2 separate regions of the Homo sapiens genome follow, and region 2 is linked to region 1. A link is a loop called in an ENCODE intact Hi-C map of the cell type or tissue named here. Cell type or tissue: HCT116. All regions are shown on one strand. Each heading gives the region's core, and the rest is flanking DNA. Links, peaks and the distances in the headings are about the cores only.

Evidence for each region. Hi-C counts contacts between places; a loop is a spot of excess contacts. Peaks named below come from ENCODE experiments on the same cell type or tissue, not always from the same donor. Only the 100,000 strongest peaks of a DNase experiment are listed, where the experiment ranks them.
Region 2: a loop joins it to region 1, with 5 times the contacts of the local background. A loop is called at or near these places in 10 of 110 quality-filtered maps.

Annotation. Positions count from the first base shown.
Region 1 is chr17:61,423,928-61,429,301 of GRCh38, forward strand. No RefSeq gene overlaps it. Among named protein-coding and RNA genes, the nearest start is that of LINC02875, 15 kb to the left of the region's middle. RefSeq lists enhancers at 2,141-2,435, 2,229-2,728, 3,225-4,424. In HCT116, for the core only: CTCF peaks have their summits at 2,311 and 3,331; DNase peaks (open chromatin) are centred at 2,304 and 3,114; H3K27ac peaks cover 4,517 bases.
Region 2 is chr17:61,492,507-61,497,880 of GRCh38, forward strand. No RefSeq gene overlaps it. Among named protein-coding and RNA genes, the nearest start is that of TBX4, 43 kb to the left of the region's middle. In HCT116, for the core only: a CTCF peak has its summit at 480; DNase peaks (open chromatin) are centred at 2,915 and 3,195; H3K4me3 peaks cover 2,569 bases; H3K27ac peaks cover 4,931 bases.

The sequences.
Region 1 (5,374 bases), core at 233-5,232:
GATGTTGAAAATGGGGGAGGCTGTGCATGTGTGGGGTACAGAGGGAATATGGGAAACCTCTTATGAATGAACAAATTTGTATGAATAGACAAACACCTTTCTCTCGATTTGGCAGTCAAGCGAAAACTGCTCTAAAAAATTTAAAAAGGATATGCATCTTGCACATAGAGAGGTCTACTTGACAATTTGTTTTCCAACAAATATATATTGAGCAAGCATTCAATGCAGTCGTCTGGTTGGCACTGGGAGGTCCATGACACAGTTGTGCCCTCAGGGGGCCTGGGGCTGCAGTGGAGCTTGCCAAGTTCTCAAAGAGAGAGGGGAGCTGGATGAGAAGGACATGTTGAGAGCAAAGAACATGAATTTGCCTCCTCAGTGTTTCCAAACTGCCCAGGGCGTTGATTAAAAGCATTAACGTCATCCAAGTTCCATCCTGACCTACTGAGTCTGAACGTGCTTGGCTGGATCTCCATTCCCAGGTGGGAATCCAAGCCAGAGGACTTGAACTAGGAGGGAGTGAGAAGGGCCGCGCAGCTTCCTCCCTGCCCATGGCCAGTGAGGATTCACCAACTCCATTCTCTCCATTCCTAGAGCCTCATGCCCTGGCTGCCAGAAGTTGCCCTGTCTAAAGCTCTCCTTCAGGAGAAGCTCAGACTTTGTGTCCATCTTGGGAGAAACAGAAAACAGCTCTCCCGCCCTCTCCGTCTCACCATCTTTCAGAAGCGTAAAGGCTTATTAAAAGCTTCTGCAATTTGGGCAAAGTACTGATCCTTTGCGTAGATGGTATTTCTGCTCCTCTGGCCTGAAAACTCAACGCTAACCCAGTACCCCTGGCGAACACATCCACCATGTTGAGAATGGTGGGTGTGGGGGTGTGTGGGAGAGGTTCTGCCCTCTGCTCACTCAGGCCTCAGGAGCCGAGGTCACCATGCACCTGCTACTCTTTGGGCATCCATTTTGTTTTCATGGGCCAAGCTCTGGAACGGGGAAGGCATATGTGGACAGTGGGCAGAGACATTGAGAGACGGTCTGTGTCTCAGCCAGAGATCACCTGGCACCTCGGGTTCAGCCACTAGACCTCTTCTTAAGGCTGGCTGGCACTGACTTAGGCATCCCCAGCATGCCAGGCCTTTGGGCAGAGGGCAAGAGTTCAGGCCTCAGCTGTTCTTCCCAACCTAGAAGAGGGTAGCTGTCTTCTATTTGAGCATATGCTTTGGGATCGTATTTTAAAATCCTAAATCAGGACAGCAGACCTGATAAATAATTTGTGAATTGATCGATGTGTAAAGTCCTTTAAAAGCATCCAAGTCAAATCCGTTACATATTAAATACATTTCTTGAAAAGAGTGCAGCTAAAGTGACTCTGTCCTGGAAATGTGAGGCCAGGGGTTCTTAAACAGGGGCAATTTTGGACCCCATGGGACATCTGGCAATATGTTTGGAGACATATTTGGTTTTCACAACCTGTCACCAGCATCTAGTGGGTAGAGGCCAGTGATGCTGCTAACTATCCTACAATGCACAGGGCAGCCCCCATAATTTGGAATTCTCAGGCCCCAAATGTCAGTAGTGTCGAGTTTGGGAAACCTTGCTCTCCGCTCTCTGGGGCTGTGCCTGTGCACCCCAGGGTGTCCGCCCAGCCTTGGTTTTTTCCTCGTACTTCATGTCTACTTTGGTACTGTCTGTGACACTATTGTCAGAGGGGAGAGGCTTGGAACCCCTCAGCTCTCTGCTGCTTCCTTTTTTGTTGGCAGATGCAGGGAGATGACTACCTTTGAAGAGGTGACCCAGATACCAAGGCAAGCCTGGCAAGGGGCAGGGGGTGTCTTGAGTAAGCATCTCCCACTGGGGAGATGAAAGCAGGGACCGGATGCAGCAAGAGGGTGGGAAGGAGCACTGGATTTAGAGGGAGAGGCGCAGGCTCCAACTCTGTCTGACTCCGCCCCTAACCTGGCCATTTAGCCTCTGTGCCTCAGAGGCATTGTCCGTTGGGCACAGGTTCTAAACAGGGTTATTGTGAGGGTTAGGGAGAGGAAGGATGGGACAGGGTTGTGGAAAGCACTAAGGCTGGGCAGCAGCAACTTGTGGAGTCCCTGCTGTGTATGCTGACTTAGGAGGGCCCCAGCTGGGCTGGCAGGTTGGGAGAGGGTAGGGCTGGGCCAAGGGAAGAGTGTGGAACGCTGGGAGTGCGTGCTCTCTAGTTACAGTGATGTGCAGACAACTGGTGTGCCTGGAGCACAGAAAAGGACTGGCTGGCAAGATAGTGCCGGGCAGCATGTGGAGCCTCCCATTTGGGGGCGCTGCTTTCCTTTGTAGCTCTCAGACAGAGGGAGCAGGAGGCCTACATGAGCCTGGACGTGCACCCAGGCCTCTTGCCTGGAGGTTAGCGCAGGGAATGATGTGCTGGAGCAGGTGGGCTCCGTGTATTTGGCCAAAAGCAGGTTGAGGTTGGGCACCATGGCTCAAGCCTGTAATCCCAACACTTTGGGAGGCTGAGGTGGGAAGATCACTTGAGCCCAGGAGTTTGAGTCCAGCCTGGGCAATATAGCAAGACCCCATTTCTAAAAATTTTTTTTAATTAGCTGGGTGTGGTGGCATGCATCTGTAGTCCCAGCCTGGAATGGCTGAGATAGAAGGATCACTTGAGCCTAGGAGGTCGAGGTTGCAGTGAGCCAAGGCCATGCCACTGCACTCCAGCCTGGGCAACAGAGTGAGATGCCATTAAAAAAAAAAAAAGATAAATTAGATTTGAAAGTCCTAAAAGCATCCGTGTGTGTGTGTGCGTGTGTGTGTGTATAATTTTTAATTTAAAAAAAATTTTTTGTTTTTTTGCTTTTTGTTGTAATTTTTTTTGAGACGACGGAGTCTCGCTGTCACCCAGACTGGAGTGCAGTGGCACAATCTCGGCTCAATGCCACCTCCAGCTCCTGGGTTCAGCCTCCTGAGTAGCTGGGACTACAAGTGTGTAATTTTTTTAGACGAGATATTGGAGTACAGAGGTCACATTTGCTGCCCAGAATTTAGAAACAGACACTCACTGACTAGGAGTGTGACCCTTGGGCTGTTATTCAGCTTTTCTCTACTTCAGTTTTCTCATTTACAGAAGGTGAGTCATAGTGATGGGGCCAAAGGAATGCAGGAGCCCACTGAAAGAGCTCCTGTGATCCTTCTATCTCAGCCATTCCAGGCTGGGACTACAGATGCATGCCACCACACCCAGCTAATTAAAAAAAAAAATTTTAGAAATGCGGTCTTGCTATATTGCCCAGGCTGGACTCAAACTCCTGGGCTCAAGTGATCTTCCCACCTCAGCCTCCCAGTGGCCAAAGCTAGAACAATTTGAGCAACAAAATACATAACGTACTACTGAATTATAACCCAACATATAACACAAAGATCCAGGAGTTATACTGAGACAAATAAATGATTGAGTGAAATAAGTGAATCAATGGGAAAGAATAGACAAATCTGTAAAGAAGAACTCCAAATATTGATGTAGATACTCCATGCTTAAGAAGGTGGAGTGTAACTCCCCACTCCTGAAGCGTGGGCTGTGCCAGTGATTTCCTTCCAGCTACTACAGTATGGAAAGGGACAAAAGGAAACCTTTCGCAGTGGAAAGCTGGCAAACACTACCTCACTCTGGTGACCAAGGCTAGCATCATTAGTGAGAAGTCATAACATGTCTTCAATATGATTGATGAGAATGACACCCCACTTCTCTGGCCTTCCTCCCCCAAACCCATAACTTCAGCCTAATCATAAGAAAAATACCAAACAAACCCCAGTCAAGGAACATTCCACCAAATGCCTGACAGCACTTCCTAAAACTGTTCAGGACATCAAACACAAGGAATGTCTGAGAAACTGGCATAGCCATGATTAGCCTATGGTGACATGATAACAAAATGCAATGTGGTCTCCTGGATGGAATCCTAGAACAGAAAAAGGACATTCAGTAAAAAAAGCTAAGCAAGTCTGAAAGAAGTGTGGATGTTAGTTGTGACAAATTGGTATGGTTTGGCTGTGTCCCCACCCAAATCTCATCTTGAATTCCCACGTGTTGTGGGAGGGATCAGGTGGAGGTAATTGAATCATGGGGGCAGTTTTCTCCATACTGTTCTCGTGATAATGAGCAAATCTCACGAGATCTGATGGTTTTATAAGCTTCTGGCATTTCCCCTGCTTATACTCATTCTCTCTCCTGCTGCCCTGTGAAGAGGTGCCTTCCACCAAGATTGTAAGTCTCCTGAGGCCTTCCCAGCTATGCAGAACTGTGAGTCAATTAAACCTCTCTTCTTTATAAATTACCCAGTCTCAGATATTTCTTCATAGCAGTGTGAGAATGAACTAGTACACAAACATACTATATTAATGTAAGATGTTAACAATAGAAGAAACTGGGTGTGAGGCAGAATATGGGAAGTCTATGTGCTGTTTTTGCAACTTTTCTATAAATCTATTCTAAAAATGAGTTTCTTTTTAAAAGTAAGTAATAGTGTCACATTATGTTGCTGCATTCAATAAGTGATTTATATCAAGCATTTGGTGCACTGGTATATGGTGTTTAATGTTAGCTATTATTTATTACTATTGTTCTTATTTCTACTTTTCTTATTGAGTATATGAGTATACATTTTTCTTATTAAAATAGCAGTGTATACTCATTACAGAAAAATTTACAAATGAGCCAAAGAAGAACATCCACGACCCTACACTCTCAGAGAGAACCACTGGTCACACCTTGCTGTGGATCCCTCCCAAGGTGTCATTAATTTTTATAAAGCTTGGATCACTCCATACATACAGTTCAGTAAATGGCCATAATTTATTTAAGTAACACATAAATTATTTGATATTTAGGTTGTTCTAACTCTTTGCTCTTACAAATAGGCAAGAGCACAAGTAATGGACTAAGCATTAATTAGGAAGATAAAAGAAAACCCTGAAAAATTATAAAAACTGGACACTAATGCTGAAATAAGCACGGAGGATGCTCAGTAGTTAATCAAAATGACCTTATCTGAAAATCCAATGGCCGACTTTTCTTTTCTAGATCTGTTTTATTTCATAATTTAAAAAAATTTTTTAAAGTAAAGAGGGAAAGATTACCTGGCAAAATTTGTTTTTAGAGCTTAAAAACTTCATTTATTTATGATGATGAGAATTTTTTTAAAAAGCTAAATTTGCTCAATGGATTACTATAGGCATTTTATCCCTACCTGTGCATTCTTTTTAAAAAGTATTTATTTATTTGTCTATTTTGAGAGCATCATTTTATCCTTTTTATTGTATATTTTAAGGTGTACCATTTGATTCGATATACATTGTGAAATAATCACTGCCATAAAGACAACTGACATATCTGTCACCT
Region 2 (5,374 bases), core at 88-5,087, 68 kb after region 1:
TCACAGAGGAGGAAACTGAGGCTCAAGGAGGTGAAGAAACTTGCTCGAGGTTATGGGCTAAGGGTCAGAACTGGCTTCAAACCCAAGTCTCTCCAACCCAAAGCTTTCGCTTTTTTCTCTAAGATGCCACTACTGCTGCCATTATCACCACTACCACTGCGTGTTCTGTGCTGGTCTTGCCTTCTTCCCTTGTCCTCTGAGGCCACTGGACCCAATCGATGTGTATTTTTAGTGACTTTGAGTTTATTAACAAAAAGGAAACAAACATGTTGTAAAATAAGTTTATGACTTGAAGCATGCAAAATGGCAGAGGGTTACCCTTTTAGAGGATGATAATTTATAGTCACCTCCACCAACTCCAACCACCCATCCCCACTGGACCATGAACTTGGGTTGTCTTTTGCCCTCCACTTCACAGAGAAGGGGCTGATCAAAGGAGGGGCTGTCATTGCACTAGCTCTCGCCCTCCCCCTGTGGGTGAGTCAGCTCTGCCCAAGCTGGTAGAGTCAGGAAATAGTTCAGGTACCTCGAAAACAACTGTTTAAAGTGTCTGGGGGAAAATAAAGTGTTTTGGGGATGTCCCCAAGCCCCACTTGGCTTGGATAGCAAAGCTAGGGTGTCCTTTCCTTGCCTTTCCAACTCTTGGTCAAAATATGCTTCCTTGGGATGACTTAGAAGAGACTTGTTTGGGAATCACTTTTCTTTAACTTCCAGAATTCCTAACTAGGGTGCCTGAAGCAAGAGCTGGGTCTGGGAAATGACGCAGCTCCATGAGGAATGATGGAAACTATGCGAGCTGCTTTTAATAGCATCAAATATGGCACAGCACAGTCCTCCTTCTCCCTAGCCCCCACGTGCTGGTAGCCTGGCCCACATGCTCTGTGGCCCAGACTGAAAAGCCAGTGGTTGTCTCTTCAGGGCGGCTGTGGACCTGAATGTATGCGGGACACAACGTAGGAGGTTCAGGCATTAATCTCCAGTCTGTCCCATGAAAGACCCAAATGTAATTTTCTGGCCCAAGAAAATGAACCTTTGGCTTCTTTTTCTATCAGTGTAGAGGAGAGCACGGAGCTTGGGACTCAGCATGAGAAGATGTGGTCCTAGTCGCATCTGTCACATGCTGGCCGTGTCTCCCCTCTCTCTGAGCCTCCTTTTCTTCCGCACAGCTCCTCACAACGCTTGCAGCGCTAAAGGATGATGATTCCCAAATCATGTTTGCAATCACGAATTTCTCAGCCATGGCAGGGCTCTGTCTCAATCTATAGCAGACCTCTCTGGAGCAAAGTTAGGGACGGAGGAGGTAGAACTTCTTTCTCTATTTATCTTACATTTTAAACTTATTCTAATACTTTTCAAATATCGAATGTCTATATTTGTATAGTAGTACATATGTATAATTTGTAAATCAATTTGTAAATAAGATATTGGTAGCTTGTGCTTTAAGGTTTCTTTGTTTGTTTGAGATGGAGTCTTGCTCTGTTGCCCAGGCTGGAGTGCAGTGGCACCATCTCGGCTCACTGCAACCTCTGCCTCCCAGGTTCCAGCGAGTCTCATGCCTTAGCCTCCTGGGTAGCTGGGACTACAGATGCACACCACCACGCCCAGCGAATTTTTAAATTTTTAGTAGAGATGGGGTTTCACCATGTTGGCCAGGCTGGTCTGGAACTCCTGGCCTCACATGATCCACCTGCCTCGGCCTCCCAAAGTCCTGGGATTACAGGTGTGAGCTACTTCGTCCAGCCTTAAGGCTTTTTGCTGAAGGGAGGTGAGATTTAAAAATGTATGGAGACCACAGGGGGATGGGGAAGTCAACATGAGGCTCTGCTCACAGGCTGGGACCTCTGCCATTCCTGTCATGCCCTGGGCTCTCCACCGTCCTCCCAGAGGTGGATCACCAGAGCTCTGGGTGGAGAGGCCAGGCCCAGGAGTGGAAAGAGAAGAGGCCTGGAGCTTCACTCCTCATTAGATGCCTGCCTAATCTCTGTGAGCCTGTCTCTCCACGTTAATTAGGGGCAATAAAATACTCCTTATCTTTCAAGGTTATAGAAAAGATTAAATGAGACGATAGAGATGAAACGTGTGCTCAGTTCAAGTTGTTCCCCTTCCCCCCACATAATTTGCCTGTCTGCACGGGACTCATTTTAGATGTCTAAAAGAGTGAGATTTTTCTTTTCTGGGAAATTCTGTTTATTGACTTTATTGCGTCTCCTGTCTCACAGTTAAGCCTCCTTTACCAGACGCCAAAGTCCAGATCTACGTGCGGTTAGGTGCACAAGGCCAGCGGCAGGAGAGTGACGCTGGGGAATTCCTGCCTGGTCCTCCCAGCCCTCTGAGCGCCCCCCACTGCCAGGGGTTTGGGGCTCATCCAGGACACAGGACAGCATTCAAGGACACTTAGAAAAGAATGTGCCTCCAGCAGGTCAGCCAGCCATCCTCACTAGTGCCCCCAGGAAGGGATGGCTTGAGCTTTGCTGCCTCCTTCCAAGTCTGTTGCCACACTCGGTGACACTGGGATACATCTATTGTCAAAAGAAAGTCCCAGCTTTGTTGCTGTGTTTTTGGAGGCCTTGGGCAAGTCCCTCTATCTTTTTTGGCTTCAACATCCTCTGTTATAAAAAGGGATGAGTAATATCTGTGTTGCCAACCTCCTGGCCTTGGTCCACAGGCCAAATGAGATGCTTCTGAATGAAAATACGTAGTAAGAAGTGAAAAGGATTGCGATGAGTAAGCTTCTTGTTGGTCCAATCAGTGCCAGTCCATGCTCATTTCTTCTCGAAAAGACCCACTGATTTTTATAGGGTAAGGAGGGGGAATGATTGGCAAGGCACTGACCAATCCCATTAGCTCTGAGAGGGGGATGATTTAGCATCACCTGCCTTATCAATCTCCCTGCCCCGCCTGCATCCTCGGCTTTTGGGGAGGTCAATTTCCGGCACACACAGAAAAGCCTGTGGCTGTGGCCGGGAACAATTGGCCACAGTGCTCCTCTCGTGTTGATCCTTTCATTTCCTCCTGCCGGGGACAGCGGTTCTAAGTTTCGCGCTACTCTTTTGGACTAATCGTTTACAACAGGCCTGAGCACTCAGCCCCTCTCTCACTTTTGCTGTCCAGCTACTGCTCTGTATGGCAAGGTCGCTAATTGGGACGTGATCCTGGCCAAATGGCAAGAGAGATTCAAGGAACCGGTTCCCTGGACCTCAAATATCCTGCCCCCAACTTTACAGCTCAGGCGGCCACGGAGGAAGCGTGAGTCATACTTGAGAGGTGAGGCCGCGGCTTAGGAAAGGCTTCGGCAATGACATTTTTCACGCTTTTAATAAACCCCTGTATTATTAGAACTTGCCAAAGCTGAATTTAATGAAAGTCTTAGGCCCTAAGGCCTGAATTTTTCTTTTGTATCGCAAAATGAAACCAACTGGTTCAATTCAAATTAACCCCAGAAAATGTGAGGGCTTTATATTTCTTTCTTTCCCCCCGCCTTTCTTCTCTCTCTCTTTCTCTGCTCTCTCATTTTGAAATTTTGCTGTGATTACAATCTCTTGGAAGAAAAGGAAATGTACAGGAGGAAGAAGAAATCAAACATGAGAAATATATTCAGATAGTTACAACTTTCTCTATGGGACTCCTTAAGCAGAGTTACCCATCACTGATACAAGTTCATATGAGAATTTTTTAAAGGAAGAGAATGAAAAGGCAAAAAATAAAGAGGTCCTCTCAAATTGTACCAGAGACACAATAGGATTTAACATTCAATTTTATGAAAGCTCCTTCAATTAGACCTGCTAAGCATCAGTCTTGTGCAATACTGGTGCCCCCCAAACAAACAAACAACCATTTCAGAAATAATAAAATGACACGTTCTTTATTTTTCAGATTTCTGAGGCTTAGCCCTTGGAAACTACCCTGGGGGGGCGATATTAGGGGTGGTAAAGTAATGTGCCACTGGGCACCTGGCCTTCAACTATTCAGAAGCTACGGTGGCAGGAAATAGCTCAGCGGCAGCTTCCGTGTTTGCAGGAGCTAATGAAAAGACATCTTTTTTCCCCCTCACAGCTACGTTCATAAACAAATGTTCACTATCCAACCTTCACTCCCATTTGGCACATAGTTCCCAATAGAGCAGGCCTTCAAATGCCTCCTTGTCCTTTATGGAGCAGAAAGGTACAAGGGCTCAGCCTTCAAGGCCTTCCCCGCGGGCCTTCCTGAAGGCAGGTCAGTCAGCCTCAGGGGGCACACGACCCCCACTGGAGCTACTGGACTAGAAAGTTACCCAAGATGTGGGGAGGGAAACGACTGTAGATACCCTGCCTTCAGCATCTAGAGGCAGGCAGTCGAAGGGGGCTGGGAAAAAACCCAGGCCCAGAGCTGCCTTTGTCTTGGCTGATTCCTCCTTTTGGGAATCAGGCTCAGCTCCGATTCCTGCAGGGAAGTCCCTGCTTGGCATCAAGGCTGGCCTCAGGCATAAGATCCTAATTATTTGAATGGTATTTGTTTTCATAGCTCTTTTTTTTTTAAAAAATGTGTCCAGGTCGATGGCATTTTAATGCCTTATTAAACAGGGGTTTTACAGCAGTCTGTCTGTTCAGTCTCTGGGCCCATGCCTGCACTTTGTGTGCAGGGATTTTATCTTTCCTGCTGGCCGAAAATATTTTCCGAATTCCCTATAAAAGTTTTCGAGATTTCCTAAGACAAATAGAGCTCCACCAGCTCTAAAATGACCTTGATGCCGTCGGAATTATATTCAGACACAGGCTTTCTCCCCTGTTTACACAAAGAACTGAACCTCACTTGTACTCATGAACTGCCGTTATGAGGACACCAAATTTGCTCCACAAATGTGCTGGTGCATAAAAACACAACTGTACCTGGGATGGCTCACCAGAGTCCCATACTTTACTGGTTTCTTCCATCCTCTCAGATGGCCGCCTTGGCTTTGAAGGCAGCATCAATAAAGCCTGTCCTGGATGCAGTTTCCATAAGAGTGGGCAGCAGCTCCCAGCTGAGGGAGCAGCCAGGCCTGTAGTGGGAACATGGCTGTCGTGAAGACCACAGAACCCACCCCTTTTGTTTACTTGCAAGTGTTTAAACCTTTGTGAAAATGAAGTCTTTTCAGAAAGAAGCTGGATTTAGAAAATATTACCATAAGCCACAAGTCAGGCTACTTAGTGTTATGGAAAAAACCTAGAACAGACATGGGTTCAAATCTCCTTTCTGACATGCTGTAGGGTGTGATCTTGGGCAAAATAAAAATAAAAAATAGTACCAGGTTCTTTATTTTAAAAAATGGGGAAAATTATATATGTATATGTCTCAGGGTAGTTGTGAGAATCGATATGAAGTAACGTGGCTGGGCGCGGTGGCTCATGCCTGTAAT